2 separate regions of the Homo sapiens genome follow, and region 2 is linked to region 1. Evidence: read pairs that join two places in POLR2A ChIA-PET (ENCODE). Cell type or tissue: Panc1. All regions are shown on one strand. Each heading gives the region's core, and the rest is flanking DNA. Links, peaks and the distances in the headings are about the cores only.

Region 1 (7,720 bases), core at 3,287-5,786:
TGCCAGCTCATCCTGGGAGTACCTCTGGAGCTGGGTGGGATAGCTGATTTATAAAGGACACATAATGCTTCTAGGATTTCAGCAGTCATCTGGTCAGACAGTTGGCTTCTTGGGAAGCTGCAAAACCAAGCAAGAAATGCCAGCCTTGAAGACATCTTCCTTTTAATTTGTGGGTCCCTCTCATTCCAAGCCCCAATCTGTTTAACATCTTGGTTTAATTCAACAGTCTGTTTCATATTCCAGGTTTGGGACAGGTTATTAAAAGCTCAAGTTAGAAACTCAGTGCAGTCTCTCCTCATTTCTGAGCCATAATCTCTTGTTGAAAAATGACTTCACTGGATAAATAGCATATGTGGAATAGAAATTGGTGGAATAATGGAATACCGGTGACTTTAATTTTCAAGTATCAGGATTTCTTTCTCATTGTGTTAGAGCTGAACTTTATTCTTAGAACATCCAGAAATCAATGTTTTTTTCTCTTTTTTCAGTCTTCCTGGTGGCAGAAGCCTTGCCCATCAGAAAGTTAAGTATAGAAATGTAGCCTTGGAACGATTTCCTTAATTTTCCACAGAAGGGCTAGTATCCTTTAGCTTGCTAATCACTCCTCTGTCTGCATGCCCAGGTGAAATCTGATGCCACTAGGGAAGGGTTGTTGATTTGCCAGAACAAATCCGGCTCCCTACATTCTTTCTGTCATTCTTGGCTTGCTGTCTACCAAGGAGTCCAGCTGAGGAAGGCCTGGGAACAGAGACCTGGCTTTTAGTCCTTTCTCCTGCCCTAAACTCACTGTGTGTCCTCAGGAAAGAGGTTTAACCTCTCTGGGCCTTGGATTCCTCATCTGCTAAGTGAGGCTTAGATTCAGAAGGGAAAAGGCAAATGCATATTGTAACGATGCTTCCCCTCCCATGGCCAGGGCAGACATTGCTAATCAACCTTTTCATTACTAATACCAGACTTGGGCTCAGACTGTTTCTCAGCAGGGCTACTCAAGTAGAGTTAACGACATATGGAAACTCATTAGCAATGTAGGGAATAGATACTGTGTTAGGGCTTTTCCAACTCTTACATCCTGAGGTTCTGTGAGTATGCTTGGAAACACATCTGAATAGTGATAGTATATTTAAACAGGCCTCTGTATCTAACTTGTAATGAGGCCACAACTTAAGGGTATGTTCATATTTGAATGTCTTTTCTCAGGCTGTAGTCTAAGGATGTTCAGCCTTTGATCTGTTGGTTCCAGTGACACGGTAACAGATAACGGAATCAGGAATGAAAAGCAAAAGCCCATTTAAAAGATAACCATCTAGCTTGCTAATTGTACCTTGTCCACAGTCAGCTCTTACACAGAGATGGCATCAGGATCTCCTCACTGAATCAAAAGCACCTTGAGGCAAACCTGGCAGCTACAAGTAAGCCCCATGGCAGCTAAATGCTCCTGACGGTGTTTGCAGAGGTTTCGTGTTTTACATATATCTGACCCTCTGCATCCCATATATGTGTCAGAACTGGTAAGGGAAGGCCTTGAATAAGAGTCTTGTTTCTCCAGAGAACCTTTCTCCTCATGCGCAGTGGAGTGGGGAAAGGAGGTAGCGCATATACACCTGAATTCCCGCAGCAAGAAGTGTATCATGGCCTCCCTGCTGGAAATGTCTTAAGGTAGGAACACATCCTCCTCTAGCACAAAGCACAAGATTTGGCTCTTGGAAGACAGGATGTGTTTGCTGAATGATTGAAATATATCAGAGCAGGCAGGGGGCTGCAGAAGTCATCTAGTCCAATCTCCTCAATTTGTAGGTATGAAAACTGAGGCCGAGAAAAAGGGAAACAAATTAAACAAGTTCCCATAGGGAGGAACGCAGATCAGAATCCATTCTCCAAGTTCTTGTTCTATTTCACCATGAGAAATTTTTTCCCTCCATATACTAATATTTGATCCTTCTCTACCATTATTTCTTTCAGGAGCCAAGATTATCACCCCAAATTTTGGAGGCCACTGCTTAATGAGACCAATTATCTGCTGGAACCTATCTGGCTATTTTTTTGTAGATCTATTTTTGTACATTTTCTTTCCAACATTTTATAGTGTTTTGTTTTTGTTTTTGTTTTTTTTTGAAACGGAGTTTTGCTCTTGTTGCCCAGGCTGGAGTGCAATGGCGTGATCTCGGCCCATCGCAACCTCCACCTCCCAGGTTCAAGTGATTCTCCTGCCTCAGCCTTCCCAAGTAGCTGGGATTATAGGCATGCGCCACCAAGCCTGGCTAATTTTGTATTTTTAGTAGAGATGGGGTTTTTCCGTGTGGGTCAGGCTGGTCTCGAACTCCCGACCTCAGGTGATCTGCCCACCTCAGCCTCCCAAAGTGCTGGGATTACAGGCGTGAGCCACCATACCCAGCCTCATTTTATAGTTTTAAAAGCAACTAAAATGGATTAAAATTTAAGGTGGCAAAGGGACAAGAGTAGAGGAATTAAAGGCTGGGAAGTACATGGCACCATTACTGCTATCCCTGACAGACAGAGAGAACTTGAGCCTAAGAACCACCTCAGATTCTCTATCAGTTGCAAGTAACAAAACAAATTGAGCCATGTGGGCTGAAATGAGTAAGGGAATATATTGGCTCCTGTGACTGTAGTTGGCTTCAGGTATGGTGTGATCTAGAGGTTTGTGGCATTGTCAGGGCTCGGTCTCCTTTCCTCTGGTTTCTGTTGGTTCTGACTTTCTCTGTGTGTTGGCTTTGTTCTGTTTTGAGGCTCCATGGCAGCAAAAAATGGTAATAGCTCTTTCAGACCTCAGATCCACACCTAGATCCTAGAGGAGAGGGTCTGTCTCCTCTGGTAGCTTCTACAAAAGACAGAGAACATCTTTTCTATAAGCTCTAGCAAGATCTTAGGTCTTACCGGTCTACTTTGGATCTAATGTGCTGTCTGAACCATTCGCAGATTTCAGGAGGAGAAGCTGTATTGATTGACTTAACGTACCCTAGAGCTAGGAGTGGAGTCAGGTTACCCAGATCTAAGAAGAGCAGTTCCCCAGAGAAGACTCTGGGTGCTGCTTTTGGGAAGAGGAGAAAGATATCTAGAGAAGAAGCCCACAAATATCCACTCCAGAGTCCTGCTGACACAGTGTTCCAGGCAGTAATCACTCCTTGGGGATGAGATTTGGTCCTGGAGAGAAAACCCCTTTGCCACCCTGGACCCATTTTTGGGCACCGAACCTGCAGTCTGGAGGTCTGTGTTCTCATTCCAGCACTGCCACCCCTTGGCTGAGATGATTAGCTGTGTGGACCTCAGTTTGTTGCTGAGGACGGCTTGGGTGCAAATGCTTGCCAACACACAGTGGAGGGTGGAGATAAAGAGCAATTGAAAGCTGTCTTTATTGAATCTTACTTACCCGTTCTGCCGCTGCCTTCCTTTCCCCTCACAGACGTCCCGAGAACTGTCTCCCCTGCCCCCATACACACTAAAAGTCAATTCATTGAAAATTTCTCTCAAGCTGAAAAAGAACTTCTGTCTCTGCAGCTTCCACGTTTTTTCTGCCTGGCCCTCTTAGCTGGAGGAGGTGGAGTGTTCATACTTTGGAAGCTAGAGGAAGCTAAACAATTCTGCTTGCTGTGGTGGGTGGGTGTGTATTTATGCGTGTGTAGCTTTCTCTCCATGTGTCTCTCTTCTCTCCCTCTTATCTTTGAATGGTTCCTGTTTGCTGCCCTCTGCTGAGTGTAGATAGGAGAGAAAAGAAAAAAGCAGGCCTATTTTTTTCCTTCCCTATGGCTTTAAGAGAATGCTGAGCTTCAGATGTTAAATTGTCTTCAGTTTTCTCAGGTGATGAAAGCCACAGCATAAAATGATACTGATCCAAAGAATGATGATGATATGGCTGATAATGAGGTTGATAATGTTAATAGTAGTAATAGCAGTTACCATTTATTTAGCACTTACTCTGCTAGGTCCTTTACCTGTACATCTGTTAAATATTGTTGTAACCAGGTAGGAAAGAAGGAGGGAACTGAAGCTCGAAGAGGGGCAGGTGCTTGCCCAAGGATGCACAGCCTGTAGTGGTGGAGCTGGTATTTGAACTCTGACCTAGTGCTGAGTCCTTAACCACCATACTTCCTCCATATCTGAGCAGGACAAAGGACCTGTCTTCCACCCCTGCCCGTTAAGCCCTTCCTGCAAGCCTGGACATCTGAGCAGGTGAGAGGGACCATTGCCCTAAGACAGCCTCTTCAGTAGCTGAAGTGGAGCACATAAGGTCATGTGGTGGTGGTGTGTGCTGGAAGAGAAACCTCTACCTCAGCCTCCTCCTGTCTCCGTTCCTCTTGGTTTGAGGCATGTGGGGCTGCGTATAGTGCTCTAGCTTTGGAGCTACACTGCCTGATTCAAAACCCGAGGCTTGGGCAAGCTTGACCTGTGTGCCTGGAATTCTTGGTCTGTAAAATGGTAGTAATGTTAACTGTGGCAGAGAGTTCTCTTGAGGGTTCAGTGAGTCACTGTGGGTAAAACCCCAAACACAATGCTTGGTACAGAACAAGTGCTTGGTAAACATGGTGATGCCGCTGCCTTTGTGAAGTGCCTCGCCTATGGCAGGGACTCAATTCTCTGTGGCTTCCCTTTGGCGGAGGTAGGGAGGGCTGCATAACATTGTCTTTGTCTAGAAGGTGAGCAATTCGAAGATAAGTGGTTGGCTTAACAGCACAGGGTTCAGAAGAACTGGAAGAAGCCAGGTGGGTGCAGTCTCTGATTATTGGAGGTGGGAAGGAAATTGTGCATGCAGAGGCTGCTCTTGGTACCCCTCTTCCTGAAACTTCGGAATGCGAAGCAATTGTTGGGGATGCCTTCTCAACTCCCACCCTGGGACAACCCAGACCCTCTGTATCCTTCTAGATTCAGCTCATAGCCTGCTGCCTCCAGGAAGTGTTCTTTGGTTACTCCAGCCCCCAGGGGTCACTCAAGGGTCTTAGCTCCTCTGAGCCTTGATTTTCTCATCTGCCTACTTAGATCAGAGGCCCTCTAGAAGATTTCTAACATCCTTCTTCCCTGCAGCCTTGCCCCTAGACCTGACTAACTCCTGCCAGGGCAGCCTAGGTTAGCATTCTTCCCAACCAGGGCCCGGAGACCTGTATATAAATCTGTCACGCAATGCTGTAATTGTTTTTAATCTGTCCAGACTGTCTGCTTCCTAAAGGCAGGAACTAACCTCTCTCTTGGTCACTCTTGTTTGCCTAAAATATTTGCTGAATGGCTGAGGGGGTGAGTGAGTAAGTGAATCATATGGTTGGTACTCAGTAACTGCTGGCTGCATGCTGGAAGCTTAGCCTTAGGAATGGTTCTTCTTGAACTTCAGGGTGCTTCACAATCCCTAGGGAGCCTGTTAAGGATGGTGACACCAGGATCCATGCCCAAAGAGCATGAAGGGGCTGGTTTGGGCTTGGCCAAGGATCACATATTTAACAAATCCTACTGAGGGTCCAACAGGGAACTCCTCTCCACCCACCTGACAGGAGACAGACCTCTCTTTCCCCAGGGACCCACTCCATTCTCCCCAGGAGTGCTTCAGGACCCGCCCTTGAACTTCTGTTCCTGGGAAGTGTGTTTATCTGCAGCTTCCCAAGTTGTCAATCAGCACCCACAGGGGAGCTCTGTGGTACTTTTAGCAGTGGCACTGTATCTGATGCAAGCAGATCAGGCTCCAGTTCAGGACAGGGATGGGAGGTGCACTTTGGAATCCCTCTCCTGTGGGCTGCGAGGATTGGCTGGGGCGGTAGAGCTTTATTTTCCTTTGATGCCCACAGTCTGCTGCTCTTCCAGGATGCGTGCTCTGCCTTCCTGCCATGGGCAAGGATGAGGTAGGTGCCTCTACGTGGGTGTTGGGCTGAACTAGGGGGTCTCTTGGGAAGGGTTAGTATTGTGGAGACCCTGTAAACCTCTCCCTTGTACTGGAGAGAGCAGAGGAGAGAGTGTGGAGTTGGGAACCAATGTGACCTGATCCTCAGGCCCAGCTCTGCCACTTGCTGGCTCTGTGCCTGACCTCTGGGGCTTCCTGCTCCTTCTCCTAAAATGAGCAAAGTCATCACTACTTCCTAGTGTCATGGTGATGATTAGATGAAATTAAATAACAGTTGTGAGGATTGAGGTACAGAGAGGTCAGGTAACATATCCAGGGCCACGCAGCTAGGAAGTGATGGAAACAGGATTCCAATCCAGCTGGGATGCTTCCTTCCGGTATCTGCGCCAGCCACTGACTGGATGGTCTGGGGCGAGTCTGTGGGTCTGCCCCTGCTCACAGGGACTTGCGGAGGCCTCAGTGGGAGGTTATCACTGAGACCCCCATGAGCCTGGTTCTTGTTGTTGGCTCCAGAAAGCTCTTTCAGCTGAATACCCAGGCAGCCGTGCCAGGGCAGGGATTATAGCAAGTCCCATGTGCCGCCTGGATGCTGCACTCGGGCAGCCTCTCACGAGCCCAGTTCGCCAGGGTTCTGTGTGTGTGTGTTTGTGTAGGTCTCCCTTGTGAGTTACAAATGTCAGCCTCCTCTGAGAGGCGGGCTGCTGAGCAGAGGGGCCGACAGGGGCTCCTGGAGGGAAGGGGGTTTCTTCGAGGGAACAGGTTGGAAACATCTGGCAGGGGTGTGTGTGTGAAAATTACGTCCTGCTGCTAAAGCACATTGTATGTTCTCAACTGAAAACTGTTATTTTTTGCATGTTTCCTCCTGAGTATTGATCAGAGTCAGCTGCTGAGAGTTAAAATGTGTATGTGTGTGTGTGTGCCTATTTGTGAAATAACCAGTTTCTAAATTTGGTACCTAACTTCAGTGAAAAGTTAGTAATTCTGTTCTTGGAGAGCCAGGATCTGTCATTTGGATTTGTGGTTATTTTATTAATAATAAACTTTAATGGCTATTTCATTCAGAGAGCTTCTTTTATTAATTTCTTTGACCTTTATGTATTTTTAATCACCTTACCTGTATACTTTAATGGAAGTTGCAAACTGGTGGCCTGTGGGCCAGATGCAGCCCAGAGATACGTTTTGTGTGCCTTGAACAGTGATGGCCCATAGATAGTTGGGTTTTTTAATTTTTAAATGTTCATATGTTACCAGTACCTAACCATGAGAATATTTCCTATTTTAAAACAATTCTATACTAATTTCTGTTTTTTTTGTTTTTGTTTTTGTTTTTTTGTTTTTTAATCAAAGTTCAGCTGCTGAGTTCAGGTTCAAGTTTTGTAAGAATTTGCTGGATGTGGGAACAGCTGTCTCCTCTAGACAGACCCTAGCTCTCCAGTTGGCCACCACCCCTGCTGCACTTAGTGGTCTCAAACCTGGGCACTTCACCCTTTCACACAACTGGCCAGGCTGCAGGAGACATTCGACTTTGGGAGCCCTCCTTTATGATATGCAAATTCCCATAGGCTTTTCCCAGTTCTGCCTCCACCAGTATCACGGTGGAGGCAGGGCAGGGCTTACGGTCCCCACTTCACAGATGCAAAAACTGAGGTTCAAAGAGCATAAGTGACACGACTAGTACCAAAGCCAATAAGTTGATGCTAATCCTTCTGTCTCTAAGACTAATGTACTTTTCAGAGAAAAAAAAATAATTACTTGGAAGTGTAAGTATATAAACCTTAGGCTCTGACAGACTCACTTATGTTTATATTTAGATGATTCTTGCTCTATCTCAGCTCAAGAAACCATTTGCCTTGCTTCTGTCCATTTCTAGGTATCTGAATT
Region 2 (8,367 bases), core at 3,410-5,909, 430 kb after region 1:
TAATTTATGTGTCAGCTCAACTAGGCCACAGGGTGCCCAGATATTTGGCTCACCACGATTTCTGGGTGTGTCTATGAGGGTGTTTCTGGATAAGATTAGCATTTGAATCAGTGGATTGAGTAAGGCAGACTAGCCTCCCCATGTGGGAGGACCTCATCTGATCCACTGAAGTCCCAAATAGAACAAAAGGCAGAATAAGAAAAAATTTTCTCTCTTTCTGCTGGGATATTAGTTTTGTCCTACCTTCAGACTCAGGCTGGGACTGGAACTTACACAATTCATTGGCTCTCCTGGGTCTCAGGCCTTCAGACTCAGGCTGGGCTCCCCTGGGTCTCCAGCTTGCAGCAGATCTGAGGACTGGTCGGCCTCCAAAAGCATGTGAGCCAATTCCTTATAGCAAATCTCTTTATATGTCTATTTTCTATATCCCTTCTTCCCTTTACTCTGAATGCCCAGTCCATACACCTTAGCTTGTGGAAGGGATCTCCCCAGTTCCTACTTCCTCCTCCCTCCAAGCTCAGGTTCCCTGATGCCCCAAGGGGGACCCCTCTGATTCCCTCTCATTCCTCTCCATATTTTTCTTTCATAGCACATCTTAGATTGCATGTCGGTTACTTTCTGTCTCCCCCAGGAGACTGTATGTCCAAGTCAGGGGCAGGGTCTGGCATGTGCACTGCTGAGAGCCCACCATAGTGCCTTGAGAATGGGTGAAGAAACAAGGAGACAATGCCCACTTCTGCCTGAAGGCTCCCAGATGCCCAGTGGGATGGAGGGTTTCCTGGAGTCCCTGTGTGGTCCCTTTAGGGCAGCCCTTCTCAAAAACCAGAGGATCCCAAACCTGCCAGTGTAACCGAATCTCCTGGGCTGCTTGTGAAAATGCAGGTTCCTGGATCCACGGCCAGAGATCCCGATGGCTGGGAAGATGCATTTTGGCAAGCACCTTGCAAGATTCCCATGCAGAAGAAAAGCAGTGGCCCCTGGAGGGTGGGCCTGGAACCTTCTCTGGGTCCTCCCACCTCTGCCATGGTACCCTATCTGGTAGAGGCTTTCTGGAAGATGCATCTCTCCCGGAGAGATGAGTGGAAAGGATGGGACTGGAAGTCACTGGGGTCTGACATCCAGCTTGAGCTCTGTCCCCAAAGGAGCAGTATGACCCTTGGCAAATTGCTTCCCCTCTTATTCATAAAATGGGGGATATAATACATATCCCAAGGGCTGTAGCAGGAATAACTGGAATTTTCTGCAGGGCTATAGAGTCATACGTGGTGTACTATTACTGTATTCACCATTATTGTCACTATCGTAGTGATTGGCAGTTTTGGACAGAATCAAGGAGGGCTTTGAATGCCAGAATGAAAGACGTATATTTAGATTTAATGTCACATACGTGTGTTTATTCATTCATTGATTCAACCAGTGTTTACTGAGTTACTACCATGTTTCAGTCCCAGGTTCAGGCCCTGGAGATAGAGATACTGCACCTGGCCTGAGAAGTCTCCCCTGGCCAGGGGCCACAGTGTTCACAGGGCCAGGCAGCTCATGTGGGTGAGCGTCTAGGTGGGGCCTGCAGTGAACCAGGGCCAGAGTCTCCATCTGCAGAGGGCAATTGCCCCTTAGCCCTGTGCCAAAGAAGTCAGGCCAAATGGGTTGGAGCTTCTGATTTTACGAAAGCAGCTCAGAATTTGTATATGACTGTTCTGATTTTTAAATGTTGGCCTCTAAGGCCGGGTGCAGTGGCTCACGCCTGTAATCCCAGCACTTTGGGAGGCCAAGGTGGGCAGATCACTTGAGGTCAGGAATTCGAGACCAGCCTGGCCAACATGTGAAACCCCAACTCTACTAAAATACAAAAATTAGCCAGGCGTGGTGGCGGGTGCCTGCAATCTCAGCTACTCAGGAGGCTGAGGCAGGAGAATCGCTTGAACTTAAGGTTACAGTGAGCCGAGATTGCAGTGAGCTGAGATTATGCCACTGCACTCCAGCCTGGGTGACAGAGCAAGACTCTCAAAAAAAAAAAAAAAAGTTGGCCTCTAATTTTAAAAGTTAGTTTAAGCTGAGAACTGAAGAATTGAGTGAGAAGTAGTACCCGGATGCTAGGTACTACTTCTCCGTGGACATATGTCCACTGGGACAAGGAGCCAGTCCTGGTCGGCTTGGCCCATTCACCAGGAGGAACACCAATTCCGAGGAGGAACTGAAGGTGCTTCCAGAAGTGATCATCTGGGTGAAAGGTGACTTGGGAGTGCAAGAGCTTGAGGGAGGAGGAGACAGAAGTCCAGAGACGGTTAAGACCAAAGCAAGGTTACACCGCAAATAACAGCCGAGCTGGAGTCAGAACACAGCCTACAGGCCCCTGCCTAATGCTCTTCCCATTCTCCCAGGAAACCTCACCATGTGTCTGTTCTTGGCTTGCTGCTGCTCTGTTCACATCCTGAGGGACGCTGGGATTAGGGCCAGCCAGGCCTGGGATCAGAGGGCAGTGAAACACAGATACCAGCTCCATTTCTGAGAAGAGCAGATGTTCTAGCATGGAGGGTGGTCAGAGTGCAGGGGACAAATGGTCATAATATAAAAAGCTGTTGAGAGGACAGGCACAGTGGCTCACACCCATCATCCCAGCAATTTGGGAGACTGAGGCAGGAGGATCAAAGGAGCCCAGGAGTTCAAGACCAGCCTGGTGAACATAGGGAGACACCATCTCTACAAAAAAAAAAAAAAATTTTTTTTTAAATTAGCTGCGGTGACCTGTAATCATGCCACTGCATTCCAACCTGGATAACAGACCAAGACCCTGTCTCAAAAAAAAAAAACAAGCAACAACAAAATAACTGTCAAGGACCAGAAGCCACTAGAGGACCGAGGTGGAGTCTGAGCTTGCTTTGTATTCCCCTTTGCCCAACAGACACGCACAGAACTCACTTGGGGCTGGACAGGTGAGACATGTAGAGGTTAAATGCGTGTTGACTGACAAACTTGTTGTCTTGACCGGACTTCACAGACTTCACCTATGGAGTGCTCAGCCATGCTTGGTGGGTGGAAGTCAGTATCTCCCCTGTCCCAGCAGATCCACTTTGGGGAACCCGGGAGAGTGGGGGGATTTCTCCCAGCCGGTGTGTTTGAGACATCAAGACCACCAGCGACCTCATAGCTGCCTCCGGCTGGCGCCACCTGCGCAGGCAGGCGTGAGCTGGGCGCTGACAGCTCCCATCAGGTTGGGGCGGTGGACACCGAGGCAGGAACCAAGTGCCGCGGAGACAGAGGTCGCGCTCCTGGAGGTTGGGCACCTGTAGGAGCCCTAGCACCACCACGAGCCGCCTTGGACCACGCAGCTGCCAAGGTCCTGCGGCCGTTCCCGGCGCCTGGAGTCTGGGCATTGCAGGAGAGCGCCCCTGGAAGGCTCGCGGCCCCTTGCGAAACAGACGCGCGTGTTAAAAGCTGGCGTGGGCCAGGCGCGGTTGCTCACGCCTATAATCCCAGAACTTTGGGAGGCCGAGTAGGGTGGATAACCTGAGGTTGGGAGTTCGAGACCAGCCTGGCCAACATGGTGAAACCCTATTTCTACTTTAAAAATACAAAATCAGCCGGGTGTGGTGGTGGGTGCCTGTGATCCCAGCTACTCCGGAGGCTGAGGCAGGAGAATCGCTTGAACCCGGGAGGCGGAGGTTGCAGTGAGCTGAGATCATGCCACTGCACTCCAGTCTGGGTGACAGAGAGAGACTCCGTCTCAAAAAAATAAAAAAAAAAAATGCTGACGTGGCGGGAGGAGGAGGAGAAGGTGATGGGACTTCAGGAAGGCCATGGCGTCATTGATGAGCCACCCAGCAATAAAGAATAAAGCGCATTTTGACTCTTCTAGTCTCGTTTCTTTGTCTCCTCCTAGTGGACATCGAGGGAGCTTTAAAACATTTTAAAGGAGGAAGTTAAGATACCTTTATTTTCCTTTTCCCTCCCTCCCTCCCGCTCTTCCTCCCTCCCTTTCTTAAACCTTGCTTTATTACTTGTCTTTCTTTTTCTCCTTCCCTCCCTCCCTTCCTTCCTTTCTTCCTTCCCTCTCTTCTCTCCCTCCCTCCATCCTTCCTCCCTCCCTCCCTTCCCTCCATCCTTCCTCCCTCCCTCCCTTCCCTCCTTCCTTCCTTTCTTCCTTCCTTCCTTCTTTCTCCTCCCTCCCTCCCTCCTTCTTCCTTCCCTCCTCCCTCCCTCCTTCCTTCTTTCCCTTCTCCCTCCCTCTTTCCCTCCTAGCCTCCCAAAGTGCTGGGATTACAGGCATGAGCCACCACACCTGGCTAACCAATCTTTTATTGATGGATGTTTAAGCAGCTTCCAATATTTTCTTATAAACAATATTGTAATGAGCATCTTTCATTACACAAGGATAAGTTCTCAAAGGGCAACCTTTAGGTTGAAGAGGTGACAACCTCCAGGTGCCATAGCACATTAAATTTTGATACATATTGCTAAATTGCTGCCCAGGCAAGTTTTACTCATTCCCACTCCCTACACCTCCCTCCAAGCAATGTATGGAGCATCTATTTTTCCACTCACTCACAAACACTTGGAATTGTCATTTTTCTTCTTCTTTTTTTTTTTTTTTTAAGAATAGAGATGGGGTCTCACTATGTTGCCCAAGCTGGTCTCACTCCTGAGCTCAAACAGTCCTCCTACCTTGGCCTCCCAAAGTGCTAGGATTACATGTGTGGTCTACCATGTCCAGCCAGAATGGTCGTTTTTAATTTCTGCCAGTCTGCTAGGTATAAAAAGTTATCTTTTTTTTTTTTTTTGAGATGGAGTTTCCCTTTTATTGCCCAGGCTGGAGAGCAACGGCATGATCTCAGCTCACCGCAACCTCCACATCCCAGGTTCAAGTGATTCTCCTGCCTCAGCCTCCCAAGTAGCTGGGATTACAGGCATGTGCCACCATACCCGGCTAATTTTGTATTTTTAGTAGAGACAGGGTTTCACCATGTTGGTCGGGCTGGTCTTGAACTGCCAACCTCAGGTGATCTGCCTGCCTTGGCCTCTCAGAGTGCTGGAATTACAGGCGTGAGCCACCACGCCCGGCCAGCTATCTCATTTTAGTTTGTGTTTCTTCTATAACCTAAGTGGTGAAATAGAAACATAGGTTTTCTTTATGCCTTCTTTTTGTTTGTTTGTTTTTTGTTTCTTGTTTTTTGTTTGTTTGTTTGTTTTGAGACGGGGTCTTGATCTGTCTCCCAGGCTGATGCACAGTGGCGTGACCTCGGCTCACTGCAACCTCCATCTCCCAGGTTCAAGTTAAGTGATTCTCATGCCTCAGCTACCCAAGTAGCTGAGATTGCAGGTGTGAACCACCATGCCCAGCTAATTGATGTATTTTTAGTAGAGACGGGGCTTCACTATGTTGGCCAGGCTGGTCTGGATCTCCTGGCCTCAAGTGATCCTCCTACCTCGCCTCCCAAAGTGCTGGGATTACAGGCATGAGCCACCACACCTGGCCCGCCTTGCTCTTTCCTAATATGTATTTCTGACACAATATTCTCTTAATTATATAAAATAAGCCTTTATACTAAGTCTTGTTATTTGATAGAAGTGCTCCTCCTAGGTCTTCTAGTTTCATAAATTTCCTATCCTTTGCTCTCCCATGTGACTCTAGAATAAGTGTATTAAATTTTGCAAAAGATTTTGGTGATGTTTGATTGGATTGCTTTGTACTTACAGATTAAACTGAGGAGAACTGACATCTTTTTTTTTTCTTTTTGAGACGGAGTTTGCATCTTGTCGCCCAGGCTGGAGTGCAATGACGCAATCTCAGCTCACTGCAACCTCCGCCTCCCAGGCTCAAGTGATTCTCCTGCCTCAGCCTCCTGAGTAGCTGGGATTACAGGTGTGTGCCACCACACCTGGCTAATTTTTTTATTTTTATTAGAGGTAGAGTTTCACCATGTTGGCTGCTCTGGTTTCAAACTCCTGACCTGAGGTGATCCATCCACCTCAGCTTCCCAAAGTGTTGGGATTATAGGCGTAAGCCACCACGCCCAGCCAAGAACTGACATCTTTTGCTCATGATCATGATATATCTTGCCATGATTAGGATCTTTTTTTTTTTTTTGAGACAGTCTCGCTCTGTCGCCCAGGTTGGAGTGCAGTGGTGCAACCTTGGCTCACTGCAGCCTCTGCCTATGGGTTCAAATCATTCGCCTGCCTCAGCCTCCTAAGTAGCTGGGATTATAGGCGTGTGCCACCATGCCCGGCTATTTTTTTTTTTTTTTTTTTGTATTTAGTAGAGATGGAGTTTCCCCATGTTGGTCAGGCTGGTCTCGAACTCCTAACCTCTTGATCTGCCTGCCTCGGCCTCCCAAAGTGCTGGGATTATAGGTGTGAGCTACCACACCCAGCCTCAGATCTTTTTTTTTTTTCTTTTTTGAGATGGAGTTTCACTCTTGTTGCCCAGGCTAGAGTGTAATGGCTCGATCTCGGCTCGCCGCAACCTCTGCCTCCCAGATTCAAGTAATTCTCCTGCCTCAGCCTCCGGAGTAGCTGGGATTACAGGCATGCACCACCACACCACGTAATTTTTTTGTATTTTTAGCAGAGACGGGGTTTCTCCATGTTGGTCAGGCTGGTCTCAAACTCCCAACGTCAGGTGATCTGCCTGCCTCGGCCTCCCAAAGTGCTGGGATTACAGATGTGAGCCACCATACCTGGCCTATTCAGATCTTTAATTAACTTTTTCAGTAAAGTTTCATAAATGCCTTCAGAAAGATGTTTTTTGGTTGGAGTATTTCTAGATGTTGTATGTTTGGTTTTGCTTTGCTTTTGCCAATATTTTTTCCCCCTACTATATGTTTATGATTGATTTTTTTTTTTTTTAATTAGAGACAAGGTCTTGCTATGTTGCCAAGGCTGGTCTCAAACTCCTGGCCTCAAGTGATCCTCTTGCCTTGGCTTCCCAAAATGTTGGGATTATAGGCATGAACCACTGTACCTGGGCTATGATTAATTATTATTGCTGGATTTCAACAAAGCTATTGGTTTTTTCCATGTTGAGCTCATAGCTTAGCTCTTGCTGAAATCTCTAATTGGTTTTAAAGGTTTGTGTCATTAATTCTCTTCTGTTTTTAAGACCTCTGATCCTATCATTGACAAATAGAGTTTTCTATCTTCCTTTCAAAGATTTACACTTTTTTTCTTTTTCTTGTTTTATTACATTAGCTAAGACCTCCAATATAATGTTGGGTAGAAGCAATAATAGTGAGAATCCTGTTTTTTCCTGACATGCATGGGTATCCTTATAAGTTATGAAATATGATTGTAAATACACTATTCTCACTTTTATCTTACTCTTTAAAATCAACTTTCAGTATTCTGAAAACCACCTTCCTTTTTTTATCCAATAATTCTCTCTTGATACTAATTTACACAGGGAATGATGGAAATGAGGGAGTATGCTAAAACAAATAGAAACTTCTGCAATAATAGAAATATTCTACGTGTGTGCTGTCCAATATCATAGCCACATGTGGCTATTGAGCATTTGAAATGTGGCAGTACAACCAAGGAACTGAATGTTAAACTTTATTTAATTTAAATTTAAATTTACAAACTTATATTTGATTCAGTTATTGGAAAACTTTTAAGTATGCTTGGAACAACTAGGGTATGTAAGCTATTTTTCAAATGTAACTTTTATCATATAAATACTGATCAAGTGTTTCTAGTGAAAATTTAGTGTCCAATTGAGGTGTGTTGTAAGTACAAAATACAAACCAGATTTCAAAGATTTGGTTCCAAAAAAAGGAGGTAAAATAGCTCAGTAATTGAAGGGGTGGCCTGCCCCTCCACACATGCGGGTATATCGCACCAGGTGGGACAAGAGACTGAGAAAAGAAATAAGACACAGAGGCAAAGTATAGAGAAACAACAGTGGGCCCAGGAAACCGGCACTCAGCATACGGGGGACCTGCACCGGCACCGGTCTCTGAGTTCCCTCAGTTTTTATTGATTATTATTTTTATTATTTTAGTCAAAGGAATGCGGTAGGAGAGCAGGGTGATAATAAGGAGAACGTCAGCAAAAAAAACATGTGAGCAAAAGAATCTATGTCATAATTAAATTTAAGGGGAGGTACTATGCCTGGATGTGCACGTAGGCCAGATTTATGTTTCTCTCTGCCCAAACATCTCAGTGGAGTAAAGAATAACAAGGCAGCATTGCTGCCAACATGTCTCGCCTCCCGCCATAGGGTGGTTTTTCTCCCATCTCAGAATTGAACAAATGTACAATCGGGTTTTATACCGAGACATTCGGTTCGCAGGGGCAGGCAGGAGACAGTGGCCTTCGTCCATCTCAAGTGCAAGAGGCTTTCCTCTTTTACTAATCCACCTCAGCACA

What was found. ChIA-PET counts read pairs that join two places held together with the same protein. Peaks named below come from ENCODE experiments on the same cell type or tissue, not always from the same donor. Only the 100,000 strongest peaks of a DNase experiment are listed, where the experiment ranks them.
Region 2: POLR2A ChIA-PET joins it to region 1 with 5 read pairs; 2 of 35 experiments call an interaction of 5 or more read pairs at or near these places.

Annotation. Positions count from the first base shown.
Region 1 is chr5:154,193,829-154,201,548 of GRCh38, forward strand. The region is part of intron 1 of GALNT10 (polypeptide N-acetylgalactosaminyltransferase 10); the gene reads left to right. Among named protein-coding and RNA genes, the nearest start is that of GALNT10, 7.0 kb to the left of the region's middle. In Panc1, for the core only: a CTCF peak has its summit at 3,662 (motif pointing left); DNase peaks (open chromatin) are centred at 4,507 and 5,213; H3K27ac peaks cover 364 bases.
Region 2 is chr5:154,628,159-154,636,525 of GRCh38, forward strand. No RefSeq gene overlaps it. Among named protein-coding and RNA genes, the nearest start is that of MIR3141, 36 kb to the left of the region's middle. In Panc1, for the core only: a CTCF peak has its summit at 4,048; no DNase peak of the experiment used is centred there.